Regions from separate parts of the Mus musculus genome. Here region 2 is linked to region 1. The links are chromatin loops, found by intact Hi-C in ENCODE. Cell type or tissue: left cerebral cortex. All regions are shown on one strand. Region 1 has its middle 39 kb from the start of 2010308F09Rik. Region 2 overlaps Med14 (mediator complex subunit 14).

What was found. Hi-C counts contacts between places; a loop is a spot of excess contacts. Peaks named below come from ENCODE experiments on the same cell type or tissue, not always from the same donor. Only the 100,000 strongest peaks of a DNase experiment are listed, where the experiment ranks them.
Region 2: a loop joins it to region 1, with 7 times the contacts of the local background. A loop is called at or near these places in 9 of 42 quality-filtered maps.

Annotation. Positions count from the first base shown.
Region 1 is chrX:13,207,033-13,209,532 of GRCm38, reverse strand. No RefSeq gene overlaps it. Among named protein-coding and RNA genes, the nearest start is that of 2010308F09Rik, 39 kb to the left of the region's middle. In left cerebral cortex, a CTCF peak has its summit at 1,312 (motif pointing right); DNase peaks (open chromatin) are centred at 740 and 1,305; H3K4me3 peaks cover 355 bases; H3K27ac peaks cover 238 bases.
Region 2 is chrX:12,683,741-12,686,240 of GRCm38, reverse strand. It overlaps Med14 (mediator complex subunit 14), which reads left to right. Exons shown (of 31, transcript NM_001048208.1): 26 at 290-525; 27 at 1,877-2,056; 28 at 2,156-2,263. Among named protein-coding and RNA genes, the nearest start is that of 1810030O07Rik, 11 kb to the right of the region's middle. In left cerebral cortex, no CTCF peak of the experiment used is centred here; no DNase peak of the experiment used is centred here.

The DNA of each region.
Region 1 (2,500 bases):
GCTGACTCCTTGAATTCCACCTTAGAGGAGGCAACCCATGTATACACATGAATTAAAAAAAAAAAAAAAGAGCTTGCAGGTTTGCAGTGGACTATGGTGGCCCCCACCTTTAATACTAGCACCCCGGTGGCAGAGACAGACAGCTCTCTGAGTTCGAGGCCAGCCTGGTCTACAGAGTGAGTTCAAAGACAGTCAGGACTGTTACAGAGAAAAACTCTTGTGTGAGTGGAGGCGGGGGTAGGGCAGGGGGTAAGCTTGCTTTAATTAATTTGACCATGATGATTTGGGCTGGTGCTCTCTATTCAAATCCTTGATGTCAACACCATTCCCACAGCCCTCTTTTCTTTGAATCTTTTGAGATGAGGTCTCACTGTGGCTGGGTGATTTGCCTCCATGTCTGTGTGCCACCTGCATGCAGATCTTGAGGAGGTCAGAAGAGGGCAGTGGATCCCCTGGAACTGGAGTTACAGATAATTGGGAGCCCACCATATGGGGACCAGGAATTGAACCCATGTCCTTTGGAGGAGCCATTAGTACTGTAAAGCACTGAGGCATCTCTCTCAGTCTCATAACTAATAGCTGGGATAACTTTTCACAGACCCTCTTTTGGCTCTGAATACTTGAAACACTGTTTCTCTTCCACCACCTACTTTCCAACTGCTGTGGCTCAGGGTGGCGTTACCAGGTGGGCAGGCAGATTATTCCTGGAAAGCATTCCTGTCCTAAGATGGCCAGTAATTCCTATATATGGAAATATAATGGTCCATTAAAGTCATTCCAACTGTATCGCCAACTCGAGTTCTCAGGATCCAGAAGTCCCTTAGCCTGTGGGAATGGGACAAAGGGAGAGTCATAGTGGGGGAGATAGCAGAGTTCTGTTTTTAAACTGGGATAGTTCAGGCTGGCATAGAACTCACAGGGAATCCCCTGTCTGTGCCCCTGTAGTGGCAGGATTACAGATATACACCAGCCACCACTTAACCAATTAAGCTCATATCATCCCCTTTCTCCAATTTTACACACATGTATGGTATGACAGTTACGTTCATTTTGGGGGATTCCAGCAAACAAGGAGCCCGATGCTTGAGCCTTAGTTCCGGCTTCGTGCTCTGGATATGTAAAAGGGTTAGGTGCTTTTTGAGTTCTGATTAACAAAGGGCAAAAAAATCGGGGGTTGGGGGACGCAGCAGAATCTAAGATGTCGTGGGTACAAAGCACTTGGATCTGCGCAACCGCCACAGTTCCCTTCCCCCACTTCCCAAGCCATTGAGCAGACGTCTCCAACCCCTCGTGGTTCATGCCACCCTGCGGCCACTAGAGGGCAGCAGAGCCTAACGTCAAGCGAGGTCTGGCACAAGAGCTGGTTTTCCAAGGGGATTTCCGAACCACACTCCCTTAGACTTCCGGTGACACCACCCATCTTTGGCAACAAAAAGTGTGCCGGCTTGGCCAGGCAGAGAGCCGCGGAGTCCTGACAGATGCTGTTCTGTTAAAGATCAGGTTGCTGGAACAGTGTGGCTTCCTCGCCACCCCTATGGACAAAGGTCCACGTGGCTGTGGGGCCAGGCCCTTAAAGGAAGTAGCACAGAGCTGGCAGGTGTCACAGCCTCTGTGTATCCATAACTAATCCTCGTCACCACTGAACCCACACAGAAACATTGTGAGACCAGAGACTCCTATGGAGATCAGGAAGAGACCCTTGCCCCAGGCCTTTGGTAGGGACTCTTAACAGAAGTAAGACCCCAGGGCGAACAAGTTGCTGTTGGCTGGGACAGGGGAGCTGCGTGAGTAGATGATGTGGGGTCAGGGCTGGAGGCATCTTACTTGTGACCAGGTGGGACCACGCCCCAGGGTGGGCACACCATCCCAGACTGCAGGTCCGATACTTCTGCCAACAGCTGGTTTCTGTGGCCGGTACTGGTTGTGGCCCAGCCTGCCTTCAGCGCCTCAGGGCCAGCAGCTTTATGATCACCAGCTGCCAAATGCCACGGGCATACCATTTAAAAGCCAGCCCCCCCCCCCCATCGCGGCCTACTCTTTCACCCTGTCTCTCTGTCTCTTGTTGTCTGGGCTAGCCCATCTCTTCCCACCCAAATAAATTCCTTTCGGGAGATCTATTGTATGATGGTATGATGGTGTAATCTTTGGGACACACTTTAGTAACCCCAACCCGCCAAGGGATTCTGCTGGTTAACCCTTACTCTGGTGATACGGGATCTAATGGGGACTCTTCGGCCATGCACTCTGCAACTGAGACACAGCCCCAGCTCTCTGAGCTGGATTATTTTGTTGTTGTTGTTGTTACTGTTTTTATTTTTATTTGTGTATGTGGGCACATAAGTACTATGTCCTAAGAGGCCACAGTCATTGTTACCCCTAGATCTAGAGTTATGCTAGTCTCCCCTCACCAAAATGTGCATTTTAAAGGTGGTTACAGGACAGTTCCAGAGATGGCTTGGTGACCTGTTAAGAGCACTGGCTGCTCTTCCAGAGAACCCGG
Region 2 (2,500 bases), 520 kb after region 1:
TCCAGCATCCCTTGCAAAAGCAGGTCACAGGACCAAGCAGAGTTTAGGTTGAGAAGCAGAACCCAGTTCCTTGAAGGAGTCCCTACAGGATCATATTGAACCTGAATACAATCAGAAGATTCACTGTAGCTGATTCTGCTATCTGAGAACTGACATATGATCCTTCATAACAAGGACTAGTTACAAGAGTTACAATTACCTGGCAACTGTCTGATGAAGGCAAAGCAGGCAGCAATGGCATGGTGTGTATGCATTCATAATTGAAGTTACCTGTTTTCCTTCCCAAAAGGTTCCCAGACAATGCCAACCAACATGCCTCCACCTCGAAAACTACCTCAGCGCTCCTGGGCAGCATCTATACCCACCATTCTCACTCATAGTGCCTTGAACATCTTACTGCTACCATCTCCAACGCCAGGCCTTGTGCCTGGCCTGGCAGGTAGTTACCTTTGTTCCCCACTTGAGAGATTCCTTGGATCTGTCATCATGAGACGACACCTTCAAAGAATCATCCAACAGGAAACGGTACGAGTATTACGCAAGTTTCTAAGTGGTCGGTCATTGTCAAGGGCAGAAGACAATCTTTGGGAGGGTTACCTTCTTAACCATCCTGGTAGAATTGGGCTTCAAGCCTTTACCTAGCATTAAAGATGCGCCCCACTTAATCTAATCAGATCTTAGATTAGAGGGTTGTACAGTTTACTGTTCTGTGATTTTAGATAATGTGGTTTACCAGGGCCGAGGAACAGATGATCACACTAAACAGATTCAGTGCACATAGGTCTGACGGCGCACATACAAATGACTGTTTGCTCTCTGATGTGCTTTTGTAGATAGACTGACTTTGAAGTCGAGTCCTCATCAAAATCAAAGTGTTGATCATAGGCATTAGGGCTTTTTTAAAACTGATGAGTAATTACATTTGTTTAAAATCTTGCAGACATAGGCATCTAGCCAACCTTACGGTGATAACATTCTTTATTTATATTTACCATTATTACCAGTAGATACATGTGTTAATGAAGTAGCCAAAGTGTTTGTTTGTAATAAATACTATATACACTTGCCTCAAAGTCATTTCATAATCTTTATAGTCAGATATATTTAAAAGAATGTAAAAAGTATTTTAATTTGGATTGTGTAAAATAGTGGGTTTCATTTGATTTTTTTTTGATTTTGATTTTTTTCTTTAATGTTAATTGTTAATTAATAATTCATTAATAATTAATAAATTAAGCTGGTTACTAAGTTTTTATTAATGTGTATGGGTGGTTTTGCCTTCCTGTTTGTGTACCACATGCATGCAGTGTACAGGAAGGCCAAAAGAGGCCATCAAACCTTCCTGGAACTGGAATTACAGGCGTGAGTCCTAGGGTGCTGGGAATCAAACCTGTTCCTCTGGAAGAGCAGCTCCTACTTTAATGTTTTTCTTTTTCTTTCCTTTAAAAAAAAAGATATTATTTGCCTTATGTATGAGTACACTGTAGCTGTCTTCAGACTCACCAGAAGAGGCATCAAATCCCATTACAGATGGTTGTGAGCTACCATGTGGGTGCTGGGATTTGAACTCAGGACCTTTGGATCTCTCCAGCCCCAATGTTTTTCATATGTGAACATACTTATGCATACTCTCCCCCATTGCCCTCTCTTTTCACTGTACCCCTGTTCAATATTAACATATGTTAATTAAATTGCCATTCAGCTTAGAGAGGATGAGAGCTGTGGTGCAGCCTCAGTTCTGCTATTCGTGGTCCCTGTAGCATTGGGCTTTGTGACTCTCGTCAGAATTACTGGATCAACATGTTTTCTATTGAGACGATTCTGTCAGCTAAGTTTGTGTCTTTCCCTGTTGATTTGCTGCATCCTTGTTTTACAGTTGCAGCTGATCAATTCCAATGAACCTGGTGTAATCATGTTCAAGACAGATGCCCTGAAATGCAGAGTAGCCCTTAGTCCCAAAACCAACCAGACCCTTCAGCTAAAAGTGACACCTGAAAATGCAGGACAATGGAAACCCGATGAGCTTCAAGTTTTGGAGAAATTCTTCGAAACAAGAGTATGTGTTTCCTAATATATGCTTGACTTTAGTCAGTGAATCCATGAAGTCGAAGTAGAATGAAGAGTAAGGTGATTTCTTTGCCCCTACCCCCTGTAGGTTGCAGGACCGCCATTTAAAGCCAACACACTTATAGCCTTCACCAAGCTGTTGGGAGCGCCGACACACATCCTCCGGGACTGTGTGCATATAATGAAGTTGGAGTTGGTGAGTTGCTGAGAAACACAAACTTTTCTAATTGGGTCTATTGGAAGAGACTGTAGAACAGTACTTATGGTCTAGCTCACTCACTTTGCGTATCATTCCATTTCTCCTAAAATTCATTTCCTTTAAGATAATAAATTTTATCTATTTAATAATAATTACTATTTAGTACTAAAATATTAATAGGGACTTACTATCCTGGCTATCCTCAAATTTATGTGCTTGCCTCTAGCCTCTAAG